Regions from separate parts of the Homo sapiens genome. Here region 1 is linked to region 2. The links are chromatin loops, found by intact Hi-C in ENCODE. Cell type or tissue: B cell. All regions are shown on one strand. Links, peaks and the distances in the headings refer to the core of each region. The heading gives the core; the rest is flanking DNA.

Region 1 (10,619 bases), core at 1,274-9,273, 410 kb after region 2:
AAGGGCTGAGCCCTGCCTCACTCTGCTGTGTAAAGGACGCCCGGTCCCTGCTGGGCAAGTCAGAAGGGGCCCCCACACGGAGCGGCCTGCGCACCTCGTGGCCACAGCCAATGGCTCGGGTCTGAGTCCTGTCCGCACAGAGGACAGTCCCGTATGTCATGACATGAGAACAGACATGATGAGTGTGAAGCCAGCCCTGGGTGAGCAAGGGGCCAGGCTCCTCTGGGCAAGCGGCTCCTGCTACATCTGGCATGTGCCAGAATGGGAGCCGGCACCGTCTGGAGGCTGGGGGCTTCCTGGAGCAGGATCTGGAGGTTACCCTGTAAGGCCTGGTGGCAGGGAGACCCTGGCTGACGGCAGGATCTGGAGGTTACCCTGTAAGGCCTGGTGGCAGGGAGACCCTGGCTGACGGCAGGATCTGGAGGTTACCCTGTAAGGCCTGGTGGCAGGGAGACCCTGGCTGACGGCAGGGGAGTCCCCGCTTGGAACCAGCCGCCCAGGCCCTGAGAGGTTCAGGTTGAGCCTCTGCTGCCTCAGTCCCCTATGTCCTGCAACGCAGCCTCCTGCCTCAAGGCCCTCCCCATGGCAGGTGTAAGCATCCACCTGGGCCCTCCTGGACGCTGCCAGGACCCTGCCCTGGGGCAGTTCCTGCAGGCTGAGAGCTTGTGCCCCACACAGGTGCCTGTCCTCTCCACAGCCTGGCCGAGGACTGCTCTGAGCCTGTAAGCGGCCTCCTCACACCCCAGAAAGCTCCCCCTCCCTCCCCCTCCACTCAATCTCTGCGCTCCACCGCCCCTCTTCTCCCTAAGACAGGGAAGGGTCCCTGTTCCATCTGGCGGGATGCCCTCTCCCTTCCTGCTTCTAGGTAGGGGCTGAGCCGAGCATCCCTTCTAAGCGCGGAGCTTCTGTGATGGCTGCACGCAGCCTCTTCTGCTTCTGGCCCGGCCACACCCGCATGGAGAGCCTAGAAGCTCCCTGTCTAGGCGAGGGCCACCCAGCCCCTCTGCCCCACTCACCCCTGACCTTTCCTTCCAGGCTCCACTCAGGACCATGAGCGCAGGCTTCCCTGGGGCCCATCGAGGGCTGAGGATGGCCGTCCAGCCCACTCCCCAGGGCCCCCCTCGGACAGCTGCGTCGTCCTAGCGCCAGGACGGAGGGGCCATGCCTGGGGAGCGCCCCCGAGGAGCGCCGCCCCCCACCATGACTGGAGACCTGCAGCCCCGCCAAGTTGCCAGCAGCCCGGGGCACCCCTCCCAGCCGCCACTGGAGGACAACACCCCAGCTACCAGGACCACCAAGGGTGCCAGGGAGGCTGGCGGCCAGGCCCAGGCCATGGAGCTCCCCGAGGCCCAGCCAAGGCAGGCCAGGGACGGGGAGCTCAAGCCCCCATCCCTGAGAGGCCAGGCCCCGAGCAGCACCCCTGGGAAGAGGGGCAGCCCCCAGACCCCACCGGGGAGAAGCCCCTTGCAGGCTCCCTCAAGGCTGGCGGGCAGGGCAGAGGGCAGCCCCCCACAGCGCTACATTCTGGGCATCGCCAGCTCGAGGACCAAGCCCACCCTGGACGAGACACCAGAGAACCCACAGCTGGAGGCTGCCCAGCTCCCTGAGGTGGACACCCCCCAGGGCCCTGGGACTGGAGCTCCACTCAGGCCGGGCCTCCCAAGGACTGAGGCCCAACCCGCCGCCGAAGAGCTTGGCTTCCACAGGTGCTTCCAGGAGCCACCCTCCAGCTTTACCTCCACCAACTATACCTCACCAAGCGCCACCCCCAGGCCCCCAGCCCCGGGGCCCCCCCAGAGCAGGGGCACCAGCCCCCTCCAGCCCGGTTCCTATCCCGAATACCAGGCCAGTGGGGCCGACTCCTGGCCTCCCGCTGCTGAGAATAGCTTCCCAGGTGCTAATTTCGGGGTTCCCCCCGCCGAGCCGGAACCTATTCCCAAAGGCAGCAGGCCCGGCGGCAGCCCCAGGGGAGTTTCCTTCCAGTTCCCCTTCCCGGCACTGCATGGGGCCAGCACAAAACCCTTCCCTGCGGATGTGGCTGGGCACGCATTCACCAATGGGCCACTGGTGTTTGCCTTCCATCAGCCCCAGGGAGCGTGGCCGGAGGAGGCCGTGGGCACGGGCCCTGCCTACCCGCTGCCCACCCAGCCTGCGCCCTCACCCCTGCCCTGCTACCAGGGCCAGCCAGGTGGCCTGAACCGCCACAGCGACCTCAGTGGTGCCCTCTCTTCCCCTGGAGCTGCTCACTCGGCCCCGAGACCCTTCTCTGACAGTTTACACAAGAGCCTGACCAAAATCCTTCCCGAAAGACCACCTTCAGCCCAGGATGGGCTGGGGAGCACGAGAGGGCCCCCTAGCTCCCTACCCCAGAGGCACTTTCCAGGGCAGGCGTACAGAGCCAGTGGGGTGGACACCAGCCCGGGGCCTCCGGACACCGAGCTGGCCGCCCCAGGGCCCCCACCCGCCAGGCTGCCCCAGCTGTGGGACCCCACAGCAGCCCCTTACCCCACACCTCCTGGGGGCCCCCTGGCTGCCACCAGGAGTATGTTCTTTAACGGCCAGCCCAGCCCAGGCCAGCGGCTCTGCCTCCCCCAGAGTGCCCCCCTGCCTTGGCCCCAAGTGCTCCCGACCGCCCGGCCAAGTCCCCACGGAATGGAGATGCTGAGCCGGCTGCCTTTCCCCGCGGGGGGCCCCGAGTGGCAGGGGGGCAGCCAAGGAGCCCTGGGCACTGCTGGCAAGACACCGGGACCCAGAGAGAAGCTGCCAGCCGTGAGAAGCAGCCAGGGCGGCTCCCCAGCACTGTTCACCTACAACGGAATGACAGACCCTGGGGCTCAGCCCCTGTTCTTCGGGGTGGCCCAGCCCCAGGTTTCACCCCACGGGACACCCAGCCTGCCCCCACCGAGGGTAGTGGGAGCCTCCCCCAGCGAGTCCCCACTGCCGTCACCGGCCACCAACACGGCCGGCAGCACCTGCTCTTCCCTGTCGCCGATGTCCAGCAGCCCAGCCAACCCCAGCTCAGAGGAAAGCCAGCTCCCCGGCCCCCTCGGGCCCTCGGCCTTCTTCCACCCACCCACTCACCCCCAGGAGACGGGCAGCCCCTTCCCGTCCCCGGAGCCCCCCCACTCCCTCCCCACCCACTACCAGCCAGAGCCAGCCAAGGCCTTCCCTTTTCCCGCAGATGGGCTGGGAGCCGAGGGTGCCTTCCAGTGCCTGGAGGAGACCCCATTCCCCCACGAGGGCCCCGAGGTGGGTCGGGGAGGGCTGCAGGGCTTCCCCCGTGCGCCGCCTCCGTACCCCACACACCACTTCTCCCTCAGCAGCGCCAGCCTGGACCAGCTGGACGTGCTGCTGACCTGCAGGCAGTGTGACCGCAACTACAGCAGCCTGGCGGCCTTCCTGGCCCACCGGCAGTTCTGTGGCCTGCTCCTGGCCAGGGCCAAGGATGGCCACCAGCGGTCTCCAGGCCCCCCTGGGCTCCCCTCGCCCCCCGCTGCCCCCAGAGTCCCTGCCGACGCACACGCGGGCTTGCTCAGCCACGCGAAGACCTTCCTGTTAGCTGGGGACGCCCAGGCCGAGGGCAAAGACGACCCCCTGAGGACAGGCTTCCTGCCCAGCCTGGCCGCCACCCCCTTCCCGCTCCCTGCCTCGGACCTGGACATGGAGGATGACGCCAAGCTGGACAGCCTCATCACAGAGGCGCTCAACGGCATGGAGTACCAGTCGGACAACCCGGAGATCGACAGCAGCTTCATCGACGTCTTCGCGGACGAGGAGCCTTCCGGCCCCAGAGGTCCCAGCTCCGGACACCCCCTTAAGAGCAAGGCGGGGGTGACTCCAGAGAGCAAAGCTCCGCCCCCGCTCCCAGCAGCCACGCCGGACCCCCAAACCCCCCGCCCTGGGGACAGGGGCTGCCCAGCCCGAGGCAGGCCCAAAACGCGTTCCCTGGGTCTGGCCCCCACCGAGGCGGATGCGCCCAGCCAGGGCAGGCAGCAGAGGAGGGGGAAGCAGTTGAAGCTGTTCCGGAAGGATCTGGACTCGGGCGGCGCAGCAGAGGGGTCGGGGTCGGGCGGCGGCGGCAGAGCCTCCGGCCTGAGGCCCCGGAGGAACGACGGTCTCGGGGAGCGGCCCCCACCCCGTCCCCGGCGCCCTAGAACGCAGGCCCCCGGGAGCCGCGCAGACCCCGCGCCCCGGGTCCCGAGAGCCGCCGCCCTCCCCGAGGAGACCCGCAGCTCCCGGCGCCGCCGGCTGCCCCCCAGGAAGGACCCCAGGAAGAGGAAGGCTCGGGGCGGCGCCTGGGGCAAGGAGCTCATTCTGAAGATCGTGCAGCAGAAGAACAGGCGCCACCGGCGGCTGGGGCGGCGGGCGGGCAGGTGCGGCTCCCTGGCGGCGGGGAGGCCCCGGCCCGGAGCTGAGGACCGCAGGCTCCGCGAGTACGACTTCGCCTCGGAGTCCGAGGAGGACGAGCAGCCTCCGCCGCGGGGCCCCGGCTTCAGAGGCCGGCGGGGCCGAGGCGAGAAGAGGAAGGAAGTGGAGCTGACCCAGGGTCCCAGAGAGGATGAGCCACAGAAACCCCGGAAGGCGGCGAGGCAGGAAGCCGGCGGGGACGGAGCCCCCGCGAACCCCGAGGAGCCGGGCGGGTCTCGCCCGGGCCCCGGCAGGAGCCCTCAGGCCCGTGGCCCGTCTCGAAGCCTGGAGACGGGAGCGGCCGCCAGGGAGGGAGGCCCCAAGTGTGCTGATCGCCCCTCAGTGGCCCCCAAGGATCCCCTGCAGGTCCCCACCAACACCGAGACCTCAGAGGAAACCCGCCCGTCGCTGGACTTTCCCCAGGAGGCCAAGGAGCCTGAAACTGCCGAAGAGTCAGCCCCGGACAGCACAGAATTCACAGAGGCTTTGCGTTCTCCTCCAGCCGCCTGTGCGGGAGAAATGGGAGCAAGCCCCGGTCTCCTGATACCAGAGCAGCCGCCGCCCAGCAGACATGACACCGGCACCCCCAAGCCGTCGGGAAGCCTCGCCAACACGGCGCCCCACGGAAGCTCGCCAACGCCAGGTGTGGGCAGCCTGCTGGGTGGTCCTGGGGGCACACAGGCCCCAGTCTCCCACAACAGCAAGGACCCCCCTGCCCGCCAGCCTGGAGAATTTCTGGCACCCGTGGCTAACCCCTCAAGTACCGCCTGCCCCAAACCCAGTGTTCTGTCTTCAAAGATCTCCAGTTTTGGCTGTGACCCTGCTGGTTTTAACAGAGACCCCTTGGGGGTTCCAGTTGCCAAAAAGGGGCCTCAGCCCTACAGCAGCCCCCACAGTGAGTTGTTCCTCGGACCCAAAGACCTGGCTGGCTGTTTCCTGGAAGAACTGCACCCCAAGCCCTCAGCCAGGGATGCCCCGCCGGCCAGCAGCTCCTGCCTTTGCCAGGACGGCGAGGATGCCGGTTCCCTCGAGCCACAGCTGCCAAGGAGCCCACCTGGCACCGCTGAGACGGAGCCAGGCAGGGCTGCATCGCCACCGACCTTGGAGTCCTCATCCCTCTTCCCAGACCTGCCGGTGGACAGATTCGACCCACCCCTCTATGGCAGCCTGTCTGCGAACAGGGACTCCGGTCTGCCGTTCGCATGTGCCGACCCTCCCCAGAAGACGGTGCCGTCAGATCCACCGTACCCCTCTTTTTTGCTGCTTGAGGAAGTATCCCCGATGCTGCCTAGCCATTTTCCTGATCTCTCGGGGGGAAAGGTGCTCAGTAAGACGTGTCCCCCTGAACGGACAGTGGTTCCCGGCGCCGCCCCATCTTTGCCTGGGAAGGGGAGTGGATGTAGCGTTGCTCTTATGAGTCACCTGTCCGAGGATGAACTGGAGATCCAGAAATTGGTCACCGAATTAGAAAGTCAGCTGCAAAGGAGCAAAGACACACGTGGGGCCCCGAGAGAGCTTGCAGAAGCTGAGTCGGTGGGCAGGGTGGAGCTCGGCACAGGCACAGAGCCACCCTCCCAACGGCGCACCTGCCAGGCCACCGTGCCCCACGAGGACACGTTCTCGGCAGCTGACCTCACGCGCGTTGGAGAATCCACTGCACATCGGGAGGGTGCGGAATCGGCTGTGGCCACCGTGGAAGCGGTTCAGGGGAGGCCTGGGGGGACGTGGCCCTGCCCAGCCTCCTTCCATCCGGGACATGCAGCCCTTCTCCCCTGTGCCCAGGAAGACCTGGTTTCTGGGGCTCCTTTCAGCCCCAGGGGAGCCAACTTCCATTTTCAGCCAGTGCAGAAAGCCGGAGCCTCCAAGACTGGACTTTGCCAGGCAGAAGGAGACAGCAGGCCCCCCCAAGATGTCTGCCTGCCTGAGCCCAGCAAGCAGCCTGGCCCACAGCTGGATGCCGGGAGTTTAGCAAAGTGCAGCCCCGACCAGGAACTTTCATTTCCTAAGAATAAGGAGGCCGCCAGCTCACAAGAAAGTGAAGACTCCCTGCGGCTGCTTCCCTGTGAACAGAGAGGAGGGTTCCTCCCAGAGCCCGGCACAGCAGACCAGCCCCACCGAGGGGCCCCTGCTCCAGAAGCTTTTGGCAGCCCTGCTGTCCATCTGGCCCCTGACTTGGCATTTCAGGGTGACGGGGCTCCACCTCTGGATGCCACCTGGCCTTTTGGTGCCAGTCCCAGCCATGCTGCCCAGGGACATTCTGCAGGCAGAGCAGGTGGGCACCTCCACCCCACGGCAGGGAGGCCTGGCTTTGAGGGTAATGAGTTTGCACCGGCGGGGGCCTCCTCACTGACTGCCCCCCGGGGCAGGGAGGCTTGGTTGGTCCCTGTGCCAAGTCCCGCCTGTGTATCCAACACCCACCCTAGCAGGAGGTCCCAGGACCCAGCTTTGAGCCCCCCCATACGTCAGCTCCAGCTCCCAGGGCCTGGAGTGGCTAAGAGTAAAGATGGCATCCTGGGCTTGCAGGAGCTGACACCTGCTGCCCAGAGCCCTCCACGAGTGAACCCCTCAGGTCTGGAAGGGGGCACTGTGGAAGGAGGGAAGGTGGCCTGTGGCCCCGCCCAGGGCTCCCCAGGGGGTGTGCAGGTGACAACTCTCCCTGCAGTGGCCGGACATCAGCTGGGGCTGGAGGCAGATGGACATTGGGGCTTGCTTGGCCAAGCCGAGAAAACCCAGGGCCAAGGCACAGCCAACCAGCTTCAGCCAGAGAACGGGGTGAGCCCAGGGGGCACGGACAACCACGCCTCAGTCAATGCCAGTCCCAAAACAGCGCTGACCGGCCCCACCGAGGGTGCAGTCCTGCTAGAGAAATGCAAGGGAAGCAGGGCAGCCATGAGCCTTCAGGAGGAGGCCGAGCCCACCCCAAGCCCCCCGTCCCCTAATAGGGAGTCCCTGGCGCTGGCCTTGACAGCAGCCCACAGCCGAAGTGGATCTGAGGGCCGGACTCCAGAGAGGGCGTCCAGCCCCGGCCTGAACAAGCCACTGCTGGCCACAGGGGATAGCCCAGCACCCTCTGTCGGGGACCTGGCCGCCTGCGCCCCCTCACCCACTTCAGCCGCCCACATGCCCTGCAGCCTTGGGCCCCTGCCCCGTGAAGACCCACTTACCTCGCCTTCCAGGGCCCAAGGTGGGCTGGGGGGGCAGCTGCCAGCATCTCCGTCCTGCAGGGACCCTCCCGGCCCCCAGCAGCTGCTGGCCTGTTCTCCTGCCTGGGCACCTCTGGAAGAGGCAGATGGCGTCCAAGCCACGACAGATACTGGGGCTGAGGATTCCCCGGTGGCTCCCCCGTCTTTGACAACAAGCCCCTGCGATCCCAAGGAAGCCCTGGCTGGTTGCCTTCTCCAGGGGGAGGGCAGCCCCCTGGAAGACCCTTCCTCCTGGCCTCCTGGCTCCGTCAGTGCTGTAACCTGCACTCACAGTGGGGACACCCCCAAAGACAGCACTTTAAGAATTCCAGAGGATTCCAGAAAAGAGAAGCTGTGGGAGTCTCCTGGCCGAGCCACCTCTCCTCCTCTGGCAGGGGCCGTCTCCCCCAGCGTGGCCGTCAGGGCTACTGGCCTGTCCAGCACTCCCACCGGAGATGAGGCACAGGCAGGCAGGGGACTCCCAGGGCCAGACCCCCAGAGCAGGGGAGCCCCGCCCCACACCAACCCTGACAGGATGCCCAGGGGCCACTCCTCGTATTCTCCAAGCAATACTGCCCGCCTCGGCCACAGGGAGGGCCAGGCTGTCACAGCTGTGCCCACTGAGCCTCCCACGCTACAGGGTGCAGGGCCGGACTCCCCCGCCTGCCTGGAAGGTGAGATGGGGACCAGCAGCAAGGAGCCGGAGGACCCAGGGACCCCTGAGACCGGGCGCTCTGGTGCTACCAAGATGCCCAGGGTCACCTGCCCTTCCACAGGACTGGGCTTGGGAAGAACCACAGCCCCAAGCAGCACAGCCAGTGACTTCCAGTCTGACTCCCCCCAAAGCCACAGAAATGCCTCCCACCAGACTCCCCAGGGGGACCCCCTCGGCCCCCAAGACCTCAAACAGAGGTCCCGTGGCTATAAAAAGAAGCCTGCATCTACAGAGAACGGCCAGTGGAAGGGCCAAGCTCCACATGGGCCTGTGACCTGTGAGGTCTGCGCAGCCTCCTTCCGCTCCGGGCCGGGCCTGAGCCGGCACAAGGCCAGGAAGCACCGGCCACACCCGGGAGCCCCCGCGGAGCCGAGCCCAGCGGCCTTGCCTGCTCAGCAGCCTCTAGAGCCCCTAGCCCAAAAGTGCCAGCCGCCCAGGAAGAAAAGCCACAGGGTGTCTGGGAAGGAGAGACCAAATCACTCACGGGGAGACCCCAGCCACGTCACCCAGCCACCGCCTGCCCAGGGCTCAAAGGAGGTTCTCAGAGCACCGGGGTCCCCACACAGCCAGCAGCTGCACCCTCCAAGCCCTACTGAGCATGAGGTAGATGTGAAGACTCCGGCCTCCAAGCCCAGACCAGACCAGGCCAGGGAAGATGAGCTGCATCCCAAACAGGCAGAAAAAAGAGAAGGCCGGAGGTGGCGCCGAGAGCCCACCGTGGACTCTCCTAGCCACTCAGAGGGGAAGTCAAATAAGAAAAGGGGAAAGCTGAGAGGGAGAAGGCTCCGGGAGGAGAGCATTCTTCCAGTCTCTGCTGATGTGATTTCAGATGGGCGCGGCTCCAGACCATCCCCTGCAATGGCCAGTTACGCAGCCTCTCCGAGCCACTGCCTCTCTGTGGAAGGAGGGCCTGAGGCTGACGGGGAGCAGCCGCCTCGCTTGGCCACTCTGGGACCTGGGGTGATGGAGGGTGCAGCGGAGACTGACCAGGAGGCTCTGTGTGCAGGGGAGACTGGGGCCCAGAAGCCACCTGGAGATCGGATGCTGTGTCCAGGGAGGATGGATGGTGCAGCTCTGGGGGAACAGCCAACTGGGCAGAAGGGAGCCTCGGCAAGGGGGTTCTGGGGACCAAGAGAGACCAAGGCGTTGGGTGTGTGCAAAGAGTCTGGGAGCGAGCCTGCGGAGGACAGCAGCAGGGCCCACAGCCGATCAGAGGAAGGTGTCTGGGAGGAGAACACGCCCCCCTTGGGCCCCCTGGGTTTTCCCGAGACTTCCAGCTCTCCGGCGGACAGCACCACCAGCAGCTGCCTCCAGGGCCTCCCGGACAACCCAGACACCCAGGGTGGAGTCCAGGGGCCTGAAGGCCCCACTCCTGATGCCTCTGGCTCCAGTGCCAAGGATCCTCCAAGCTTGTTTGATGATGAGGTCTCTTTCTCCCAGCTCTTCCCTCCAGGCGGTCGCTTGACTAGAAAGAGGAACCCGCATGTCTACGGGAAGCGCTGTGAGAAGCCGGTGCTCCCGCTGCCAACCCAGCCCAGCTTTGAGGAGGGCGGTGACCCCACGCTGGGCCCAGCCCGCCTGCCCACGGACCTCAGCGACTCCAGCTCCCTCTGCCTCTGCCATGAGGACCCGTGGGAGGACGAGGATCCCGCAGGTCTGCCCGAGTCCTTCCTCCTGGATGGGTTCCTCAATAGCAGGGTGCCTGGCATTGACCCCTGGGCCCCCGGCCTCAGCCTGTGGGCCCTGGAGCCCAGCAGGGAAGCTGGTGCAGAGAAGCTGCCCTCCCACTGCCCCGAGGACGATCGGCCGGAGGCCATTCCTGAGCTGCACATGGTCCCAGCGGCTTGGCGAGGCCTGGAGATGCCGGCCCCTGCCGATGACTCCTCCTCTTCTCTCGGAGATGTGAGCCCCGAGCCCCCCAGCCTGGAGAGAGAACGCTGTGACGGTGGGCTTCCCGGGAACACCCACCTGCTGCCGCTCCGTGCCACGGACTTTGAGGTGCTCAGCACCAAGTTTGAGATGCAAGACCTGTGCTTTCTGGGACCCTTTGAAGACCCCGTGGGTCTCCCCGGCCCCAGCTTCTTAGACTTCGAGGGCACGGCGAGCTCACAGGGGCCACAGAGCCGAAGGACAGAGGAGGCTGCAGGGGCAGGGAGGGCCCAAGGCAGAGGCCGGCCGGCCAAGGGCAGGCGGGCCTCCTACAAGTGCAAAGTGTGCTTCCAGCGCTTCCGCAGCCTGGGCGAGCTGGACCTGCACAAGCTGGCCCACACGCCCGCGCCGCCGCCCACCTGCTACATGTGCGTGGAGCGCAGGTT
Region 2 (10,619 bases), core at 879-8,878:
GCTGGCTCTGCCTTGGAGACGGTGCCTTGGATTGTCAGGCTAAGGATTCGGGCTTTCAGGGCATTGGCTGCAATTCTTTTATTAATCGAGCACAGGGAATGTTCCAGTGAGGTGACAGGGGCATGGCAGGGCGATACTCAGAGCAGAGTCCATGGCGGTGGGGTGGCTGTGTCTGTATTCAGGGAGTCCATGTAGGGCGGTGGAAGGCACTGTATGGGGCAGAATGGGGCAGGCTGCGATTCCTTGCGTGTTGTGGCTATGAGTTGACCTTCTCTGCTGAGCTTCTCCTTGCTTGGGAAGTGCTGCCAACCTCGATGGGGGTCTGGAGGCCGGAGAGGGGAGTGGGAGCCTGGCATGGGCCACCACCCTCTCCCCTGGGCCCGCTGGCTTCGGGGCCATCCTCCAGACAGCTGAGGTCATTGGCTGTGTTCACCAGGCTGCTGAACCTCATGGCTTGGGGCCCACTGGCCCGGCCTCCCCAGGCTCTGAGCTGGGCTCTGGAGCACGGTCCCCTGGCAGGGGCGTCCGCTAGCACCGTCATTCTGCTGGAAGTCCCTCCGGGGTGGGGCTCCTGGGCTTGCTCACAGTGCCCGGCCCCTTGGAGATGCCCAGTGAATTCTGGTCTCTAGAGCCGAGCTTTGGGAAGGTCATGGTGTGGCTGACCTTCAGGGTGACTTTGCATGAGGAAGGCTGGCCTGTCCACAGGGCCGTGTGGAGGGGCCTGGAGCAACTGCTGCGTATGGACCAGGGCTGTGCCTTCTCCCCCGCCTCAGGCTAGGCGTGCCTGCGTGGCTCGTGCTTAGACGGAATTGCTGAAACGTAAAAAGCATGGCTTTACCTTTTCTTCCTGTGGCCCAGTTTCATTCTTATTGCTGATTGTTGCCCAAAAAACCAAAACAAATGAAATAAATGCATGGAGCAAACCTCCCAGGCCCCAGCTTGAACAGCGGCAGGAGTGGAATTGGCCGCATTGCCCCACCTTACTCTCTGCTGTTGCTTCAGAGCCCGCAGTGACGCCTGTAGCCTCAGCAGTCAGAGGCCTGCGGCTGTCCTCACTCAACCCAGGCAGCTCACGAGGGAGAAGATTTTGATTTAAGTTTCTCCTTATTTGTCAGCAGAAAGATTTTCTTTCTTTTTCTGGAGAAAAAAGTCTACATTTTGAAACACACAGTAGGTAAAGTCTCTAAGTACCACCTTCTCAAAATGAGGAAATGAGGTTATTGAAAGAGGGAGAGAGAGAAATTTGCTTTTTGGGGTGTTGGCTTTCTTAGGGTTCCCAAGGATTGGTGGACCCCCCGAATTTGGGCAGCTAACCAAATTTGTGTGTTTTATGCAAAAGTAGCATATTATTGCAACTTGGAAAACCTTGGAGCATTTTCCTAAGGAATGTGCTCTCAGGACAGCAGCATTCGCCTGTTTTCTCTATGAAGAGAAATTGGTTTAGTTCTTAGGATTTCTATCCACGGCTCGCTCACGCCTCTGCTTGGACTCTGCATCCAAGCCGGTGACCCCGGATCTGAGGGCTTTTCTAAAGAATGCTGTCTAAGGCCGTGCCACCCTGAACACACCCGATCTCGTCTGATCTAAAGAATGCTGCTGTGGATGGCCGATCCCCATGAGACCTCCTAGCAGTTACGGAAAGACTGGATTCATTTGCACAAGGTAAAAAGTTATGCTTTCAGGGTTGACCTGTCAGATGATTGTAGTTCTTTTCAAATCATTCACTCCAAGCCCCAGGTGGTGGTACCTAGTGGGAAGCAGCGGGGGCCACTTCACCCACACCTGTCCCTGTGAGTGCAGGTGTGCGACCTGGCCCCGTTGTGTCTTGCAGGGTGCCTCAGGTTCCTGTGGCCGCGGGGACAAAGCTCACAGCCTGGCTGGCTTAGAACACAGGCTTGTGTTCTCGTGCAGGTTTGGAGGCCAGATGCCTGGGATGAAGGTGTGGGCAGGGCCACGCTGCCTGAGAAGGCCCTTTCCCTCTCCCAGCTTCTGGTGGTGGCCGCATCCCTCCAGTCTCTGGCCGCATCCCCCTCGGCTGTCTTCCCCCCATGTCTCCCTCTGTGTCCCTCTCCTTATGAGGACAGTCACTGGATTTGGAGCTCCCTCTCCTGCAGGATGACCTCATTACAACCTAATGAATCACATCTGCAGAGACCCTAGTTCCCAGTCAGGTCACATTCTGGGGTCCTGGACCAGGACGTGAGTTTTGTGGGGACACTGTTCAGCCCAGGACACAGGACACGGGTGGTCAGGTGCTGTCTCTTCTCCAGGTTCTCTGTGAGGTGAAATGGTGAGGCTGCCCTATATGTGTCCTTAAGGCAGAATGTGGACTCCATGCAGGGGTGGGTGTTTGTCTGTGTATCTTGGGACATTGAGCGCCTCACGGTGACTGAGAGCTGGGAGGAAGGTGTGGTCAGTGTGGGCTTCAGGCAGAAAAGTGAGCAGAGCCTCCTTCTCAGCAGGTCACCCAGAAGCTGTGACCTGGAGGTGGTCCTGCAGGTGGCTGTGAGGGGCTCTCTGGCTAACAGACTGAGGACAGGTGTCTCTCCATCATTTTTTCTCATAAAGGAGTGAGTCAGCAGGCTTGAAGAAGGTGGCCGGCTTGGCCTGGAGGCTGGACGTTTGAGGTGCATGGGGCGTGAGCTGTGTATGCTTCCCCCGGGAGGGAGCATGTCAGCTGGCTTCCATCGGGCAGAGGCCTTTTGTTTTTCTAGGCAGCGCTGTCACGTCGAGTCTGTAATTTGAAGAAATCAGTTGTTGGCACTCGGTTTTGTGGTGCCTTCCCTTGCACATGAGAGTGTGTTAGCAGGTGGGGCTCTTCATTCCTTTGTGACTGATAAAGCCCCATGCCACCCACCAAGGCACAAGATGACAAGCCCTCCTGGCTCTCTCATCTCGCTTCCCACAGTGCCTCTCATGGCCCCACAGATGGAGAGCTGGGAATCGGCTTATGATTTGAACCACCAGAGTCAGTAACGGGGGTTCTGGAAAGTGGGAAGGCAGCTAACGGTGTAGTGGAGACTCTTTAGCTCTTTGGGGACTGCAGAACAGCTCGCCAGGAAAATAGAGGCGTGCACTGTGGCAGGGATGCTGCCTGGCTGAGCCTGGAAGGCAATCCCGTCCCGGCCTTGAGGGGCCTCGGTTGGTGTAGTGTGGGGATATGGCTGGGGAAAGCAGGGACTGAGGCCAGACAGGGTGTTCTGCTCCCAGGTGACGCCACGCTGTGGGGATCCCGTGAGCCTCAGCAGCCGGATGCCGAGCACTTCTGTTCTCCTTGTGTCCTGGGCGCTGCTGCAGGGGAGACTTCTGCCTCGATTGAAGTCCGACTAGGCCTCCCAGAGCAGGGGCTGCAGGTGCCTTGGGCTGAGGGAGCTCAGGACAGCAGAGTCACGTGTGCGGGGCTGTGCGTGTTCTTCCCGTCTCCCCGAGCACCTCTCATGGGTTCTCAGGATCCAGTGAGGGCCGCTGCTTCTTCACCTGGTGGGCCCAGGAAGCTTGCACTTTAAGGCCGGTGCTCACTCCTAACTAGTAATTGGACTTGGACACATCACTTCTCCTTTTTCTGGCTTTTGCCTCAAAACCAAAGTGATGAGAGTAGTGACATTCCTACTTCATGAGGCTTTTAAAAAAAAATGTCTGTCAAATAACATGAGATCAAATGCTTAAAGTGGAAAATGGCAGTTAAATTCAAGGTGATCTTTTGATCCCATCATGATAGGATTTTTCCCGCTCCCTGTTAAGTGCGGCTGCTCAGTGCTGTCAGAAAAGGTAAAGGAATCCGAGCCCTGAGGGCTGCCCAGACGTGGGCGCTTGCCCCAGCTGCTGTCCAGTAGCATCTGCGGGCGGCGCCTGCACCCGTAAGTGCATGTTCAGATCCTCGCCCTCCTCACCCACTGCACTCTGCGGGCAGCACTTGGGCGGCTGGTCCGTTCTCTGGATCTCCTTTGTGGCCGGCAGGGGGCATTCGCCCAGGCTGGGGCCTGGAGCGCAGACGGAAGGAATTAGATAATTTGATGTCTGAGGACAATGGAAACTCGGTGGCGGGTAACCAGATGAATATATATTTTTTATTTAATAAGTGTGAGTCAGGGTTTGAACTGGCAACTTGATTTTTACAAAGTTGAATTTAAATGTGAATGTTTTCACCCATTTCTCTTACCTATACACCTGGGTGTTTTAGATTTATCTTCTTTCCTGTTACTAACCCGTTTTTAAATTTTGTATGGACTCATTCATCCTTCAAAGTCTATGGAATTTTTCTCCTGGAGTGTGAAGGTGGGAGGGTCACAGGAGGGCGGTTCTGAGGATGTTTCTTTTTATCGACTCGTGCTCCAAAGATGTTTTCCTGCTGGTGGGATGGCTGTTTCTTTCTTGCCCTCCCGGTGGCAGCAGCTGGGCTGCTTTGTATCTAAAATCAGTAGCTGGGCTCTCATGAAACTATTGAAGTGCAGTTTGAAAGCTGGGTTTTCCGGTAACTATGGTGCAACCTCTGGCAGCAGCTGGGCTCTCCTGTAAGGATTTCCTAGTGATTTTAATGGTTGGGTTCCCCCATGACCACAGCCAGCGGCTGGGTTCCTCTGTGAGTCACTAAAGTTGCTCAGCCTGGGGCTTCCTGAGGCGCCCGAGTCACCCAGCCAAGATTCGAGGGTGACTTGGAGTATTTTAGAGATGACCCGAAAATTGGAAGCCAAAGGGCGGCTGCTTCCTGTATGGCTTCTTTATGCATGAGGATGAAAATGTGCTGCCGAAACCACTTTAGGGTGTTCTTCCCTCTCATCCTACAAATCCCACCGTCCTGACTGGTTTCTTTTTGTCTGCAGCACAGACAGGTTGGTTGTGATTATACAGAGATTCTAAACGTGTCTCAAGTATCTACTGATAAGAAAGTCAAGAGGCATGTTTCCAAAACCCGAGGGACTTTTGATACCTAATCGAGTACTTAAAAAAACCCAAACACTTCTTCCTCTGTTTTAATTATTTCCACCATTTTAGTCTCAATGGGAACAGATTTTTAGGGTTTGGGCAGTAGAGTCCGAACTTGAGGCTCTTGGTAGTTGAAACGGGACACTTTTCAGCTTAATCTTTTTATTACTACAATTTTGGATTCCATCCATGTATTTTCCTGTAAATTAGTGAAGTTGCATGAGCCAGCTAGAGAGGCCACTGCATTGAAGAGCCCTTCCCATCATGCCCACATTCGTCATCGCTACAGGGATGGGGTCCTGTGGCCTAGTGGGAAGTGGCCGGGCGTGCAGTGGGGCGCTGGCTCCCTCCTGTCACCTGCTCCGCCGTGGCCTTCGGATCCTCAGTTTTCTCCCTGTTGAATACAGGGCATCTCTGGATGCTGCTCAGGGCGTGCTGAGAGCTCTCCGTAGCGCAGGTGGTAGAGAACTGGGGGTCCCAGGACAGTTCTCTGCGTGTGCACGGTGAGCCCCAGGAAGACGATGCACCTGGCTTTGGCCCCACAGTGAGAGTAGGTTGTGCCCACTCGGCTTGTGGTATAGGGACTCCAGGGATGAGGACACAGGCCCTGCCCGTAAGGAGTTTGTACTCTAGTTGAGAAGGCACGATAGAGAGGCGTCGGGAATGACATAAGCAAGCCCCGGACCTGAGCAGCGATGGGAGGGTGTCTTGCAGTCCGTTGTCATCACTATTTACACAGGAGCAGCCACTGTGCGCCAGAATGTTCTGGGTGCCTGACCCCCATGGGTGGACACAACAAAGGCCCCTGTGTTTATGAGGGGGACAGAGTAACAGTGCATACATGAATTCTCCAAACTGTGTTTGCGAGGGGAACAGAATAACAATACATGCGTGAATTCTCCAAACTGTGTTTACCAGGGGAACAGAGTAACAATACATACATGAATTCTCCAAACTGTGTTTGTGAGGGGGACAGAGTAACAATACATAACTTGAATTCTCCAAACTGTGTTTATGAGGGGGACAGAGTAACAAAAATACATACTTCAATTCTCCAAACCGTGTTTACCAGGGGAACAGAGTAACAATACATACATGAATTCTCCAAACTGTGTTTGCGAGGGGAACAGTAACAATACACACCTGAATTTTCGAAACTGTGTTTGTGAGGGGGACAGAGTAACAATACACACATGAATTCTCCAAATGCCGGAAGGTGGTCAGTGCTCTGACAAAACAAGTGGGAGGAGGGTGGGAGCCCAGGAGGGCGGGAGGGCCAGGTGGTTATCCAGGGGGATGGTGAAGCCAGGACATGAAGGAAGGGAAGGCGGTGGCCGAGCAGGCCCGAGTAGGCAGAGGACCAGCGAGTTCTGATCCAATTGTTGAGGTCCCTGATCTCACCCTCTGGGCATTCAGGACCTTGGGTGCTGCTGTGAGCTCAGGGCAGAGGGAAGTTGGGGCGTGGAAGGTCTGGGAATCTTGTGAGAGCCCCAAGTGTGCACCTGGTGTGGGCCGACCGAGTCAGAGGGATCGAGAAGTTAAGTAAATGGAAAGAGTGTGTCATGACACCTTAGTGAGCATTTATATCTCGTGGGGAGCCCCGCCTGTGGGCCAGCTAAGCACCTTCTGTGCAGTGGGCCTTTCCAGACCCTTGCAGGAAGACGGGGCCGGCCTGGCGGGCTGGGGTGCCTGGGTGAGGCCTCTTCAGCGGGCCCCGGCCCTGCAGCCAGGCAGCTCCTGGTGGCTGTCCCGAACAGGCCTCACCGCTTCTCCTTGGATGTGTCCTTCCAGGTCACCTTTTCTATAAATTTGGCATCACAGAATCCGACTGGTACCGAATCAAGCAGAGCATCGACTCCAAGTGCCGCACGGCGTGGCGGCGCAAGCAGCGGGGCCAGAGCCTGGCGGTCAAGAGCTTCTCGCGGAGAACGCCCAACTCGTCCTCCTACTGCCCTTCAGGTAGGCCTCGTGCTGCAGGAGAGGCCGCCCTCCCCCGCTCGGGGCAGCTGGCCTGGTGGCACCCTCAGGGGCAGCCAGTGCGTGGCCAGCGGCTCCACCAGTGGCCGGGAGCCGAGGCCAGAGGCTTGCGCGGTGCGCACGGAGCAGTGGAGCCGCAGGACCTGTGCCTGGCCCCGTGCGCCCTTCACACGGACAGCCTCGGGCCTGCTCCAGGCTCCTCCGTGAGGGACAGAGGGCCTGTTGGGCCTCCCGGAAGTCTTCTGGATGGGGGCAAGGAGGCCGAGGCCTTTGCGTGGGGCTGCCGGCCGTTGTATTCTCACGATTTGCCGGGTGACTCCGGGTGAAGAAGTGGGGTGGATTCTGAATTATGCTTTATTTTTGCTTTGAGTTCATGGCCTTAGTTGGATTTATCCACAAGATAATGGAAACAGTTCTCTTTGAGTTGCCTCTCAGGCATCGCTGGGGGGATTGTTCTCCTTGGAGAATTTTCACTAGGAATGACAATGTGACTTGATACTGCCTTTCACCCAAGACATCTCAAAATATTTTAGTAAGTATTTGAATGAAAACTATTCTCTTAAAGCTCCCCACAGTAGCTGCATTGGCAGCGACTCTTGGAACTTGAGCTGTGACTGGGGCTGGGGTCAGGATGCGAGGGCAGCCGTGGGCAGGGCCAGCTCTCCTATTCAGTGGAGTCTTTGTTGGCGGGAACCCTTTGTTCTGGAAGTCCTGGGAGTTGCAGACCAGATCACCTGGAGTTCTCCCGGGGCCTGGTTCTTTCTGAACCGGACTTCAGGAAGTGGTTTTCTCGGGCTGTTTTGGTAGTTATCAGATACTCGGCCTCAGCTGCTGCCCAGGGGCTTGAGGATGGGAGGTGGCTGCCTGTAGTGGGCCACACAAGTTGTGTCCCTAAAGCAGCGCTTTATTGAGTGACCTGTGTTGAAGAAGCTCTTCTATTCTAGGCCTTTCTACTACAATGAGGAATTCTGCCTTGGGACTTGAGAGAGGTAGCAGTCCTGGGGTGTGGGTTAAGGGCATTCACTGAAATACCATGTAGCAGCGTAACCTGTGGCTATTGAAATGCGGCTGTAGGAATATTGCGCATGACTTGAATTCTGCTCTTGAATATTCATAGCTAGGCAGCAGAGAGCGATGTGAGGACTATACTTATGGCATGATACCATTTTTATTGCAAATATATAGGTATATGTGGAAGTTGATTAAAAATTTATGTGTGATCATTTTTACAGTGCCTGTCTCTAGGTAGTAGGATAATTTTTATTTTTCCCTTTGTCTTTCATTGTAGTTTCTCAGTTATTTCCAATAAGCACTGCATTAGTTTTATAGTTGTAAAAAATGTTTAAAAGTCAGGGAGCCCAGGCGTGGTGGCTCATGCCTGTAATCCCAGCACTTTGGGAGGCTGAGGCAAACTGATCACCTGAGGTCAGCAGTTTGAGACCAGCCTGGACAACATGGTGAAACCCCGTCTCTACTAAAAATACAAAAATTAGCCAGGTGTGGTGGCGCATGCCTCTAATCCCAGCTACTTGGGAGGTTGAGGCAGGAGAATTGCTTGAATCCAGGAGGCAGAGGTTGCAGTGAGCTGAGACTATGCCACCACACTGTAGCCTGGGTGACAGAGCGAGACTGTATCTCAAAAAAAAAAAAAAAAAAAAAAGCCGGGTGCTGTGGCTCACGCATGTAATCCCAGCACTTTGGGAGGCCAAGGCGGGCAGATCATGAGGTCAGGAGATCGAGACCATCCTGGCTAACACGGTGAAACCCCGTCTCTACTAAAAGTGTCAAAAAAATTAGCCGGGCGTGGTGGCTGGCGCCTGTAGTCCCAGCTACTCGGGAGGCTGAGGCAGGAGAATGGCGTGAACCTGGGAGGCGGAGCTTGCAGTGAGCCGAGATCACACCACTGCACTCCAGCCTGGGCTACAGAGCAAGACTCCGTCTCAAAAAAAAAAAAAAAAAGTCAAGGAGAGGAGGTTTCTGTCAGGCACACTAGCAGGAACCAGATTGAATTCTCTTGCCATTGAAATCTGGACAAAATTTGTGTCTGTGAATCGGCTGTCCTAAGACGTTAGACAAGCAACAGCACAGGACCGTGATCCTGAGAGAAGGAACATGAGAGGAGGGGACAGGGAGATACCGGGCAGAGACACCTGCATCACTGCATGGAGGAGATGGGTTGGAGTTGAGAGAGGCTGAGGCAGCAGAAAGTTGTGGAATCAAGTTCCTAAGAGCAGAGGGTTACACGGGGGCCTTCTTGGGTGTTTGGGGGACTCCAAGGCAGGCATGAGCTCAATGGCTCCTAAGCTCACCCCAGGCTGGGTGGTGGTTGGATTCCCACTGGCCGGAGTCCTCAGTGATCAGTCGCTGCACTAGCAGGCCATGCCTACTGGCAGGCTAAACTATCCCTAGAATAAAGGCAGAGCTTAAGACAGCCTGAGAAAGATCACATTGAACCACAAGTAACAACACTTTTAAAAGAAAGACAACAAAACCTAGACACCCAACAAAGTAAAATTCACAATCTCCAGTATCTAGTCCAGAGTAGCAGGAAGCAGGAGATTGTGACCTATGATCAGAAAATCAGCAAATAGGAAGGGACCCTGTCTGGAATTAACTGACCAGGACATTGAAATCTATTAAAATTACATTCAAGAATTTAAAGGAAAAAAGGAACATAGCAAGGAGAGAAATAGAAGACATAAAAAAGAACCGTATGGAACTCCTAGACTCGAAGAGTGAGGAGAGTTGTTGCCAGGCTTGCCTTCCATGTGTTTCGGGTACGTGCATTTGGTAAGGTTAGCGGTCTGCTTCATCCAATGGGGAATGAAAACCCAAGTTAAATGACTTGCCAGGACCTTAGTGAGCAAGAAGCTGCTGTTATATAACCTGACGACTGCCAGATATGTTGGCCTGCGTCATTAGGATACCAGAATCTTGAAAGAGTACATTTAATGAGCTGAAATGTCACAGCTGGAAATGTAGACTCAGAGCATTTGCACAGGAGTAGACGGTGGTGCAACAGCGTGTGAAGCCGAGTGTTTTGCTGGCTGCGCTGGTAGGCAGGAGCTTCCTCGGAGCCCTTGTGGTTGCAAGGTGCACTCTGGAGCACACCCATTCTTTGCTTGTCTGCCCTGTGGCCCCAGTGGAGTGTTTTGGAGCTGCTGGGAGAAGCTGTCCAGGGACAGACTGTCATGGTGGCAGTGGGCTGGAAACCGTTGTCTTTGGGGAAACGGTTAGAAATGGAGATTTCACAAGGTTTGATAATGCTTAGATGCCTGGAGAAGTAGCGCATAAGTAAAGAATTAGGCTGGTTTTGTAGGTGCTAAGAGGGTCAGTGGAGGAACAGCAGCTCCGCGGAGGTGGGCTTCAGCCCAGCTGGGATTTTGTCATTTTCTTCCTGGGGTGCACAAGGCTTGCTCGAGGACCTGTGGTGGTGAGTGCTCCGTAACTGCTCAGGCAGACAGGAAGCCGCCGTGGAGCACGCAGCACTGCCTGGCGGTGGTTGCTTTGGGACATGACCCATCACTGGAGGTGCTCAGGTGGAGTCAGGGTCTTTGGCTGGAGCCGAGCTCTCCACATGCAGCATGCAGGTGGGCTTGTTGAATCTCCTTTGAATCTCATGAATTTCAGATTCTGATTTAGTGTAGCTAGGCAATTTCTAGCATATTGCAAGTATCAACATTCTGTTAATGTGACTGGGCACAGTGGCTTACACCTAT

Evidence for each region. Hi-C counts contacts between places; a loop is a spot of excess contacts. Peaks named below come from ENCODE experiments on the same cell type or tissue, not always from the same donor. Only the 100,000 strongest peaks of a DNase experiment are listed, where the experiment ranks them.
Region 1: it touches region 2 in a loop (10-fold over the local background); 3 of 110 quality-filtered maps call a loop at or near these places.

Annotation. Positions count from the first base shown.
Region 1 is chr16:88,426,310-88,436,928 of GRCh38, forward strand. It overlaps ZNF469 (zinc finger protein 469), which reads left to right. Exons shown (of 3, transcript NM_001367624.2): 3 at 1,036-10,619. The coding sequence starts at 1,162. LOC112268182 (a long non-coding RNA gene) reads right to left here and starts at 4,053. Exons shown (of 3, transcript XR_007065178.1): 1 at 3,963-4,053; 2 at 3,655-3,813. RefSeq lists a silencer at 4,287-4,446 and an enhancer at 6,695-7,195. In B cell, for the core only: no CTCF peak of the experiment used is centred there; DNase peaks (open chromatin) are centred at 2,182, 2,982 and 4,482; H3K4me3 peaks cover 1,836 bases; H3K27ac peaks cover 1,400 bases.
Region 2 is chr16:88,020,769-88,031,387 of GRCh38, forward strand. BANP (BTG3 associated nuclear protein) reads left to right here. Exons shown (of 14, transcript NM_001386991.1): 8 at 6,715-6,882. Among named protein-coding and RNA genes, the nearest start is that of BANP, 75 kb to the left of the region's middle. RefSeq lists a silencer at 3,849-4,095 and enhancers at 6,372-6,942, 9,863-10,364. In B cell, for the core only: a CTCF peak has its summit at 3,996 (motif pointing right); a DNase peak (open chromatin) is centred at 3,963.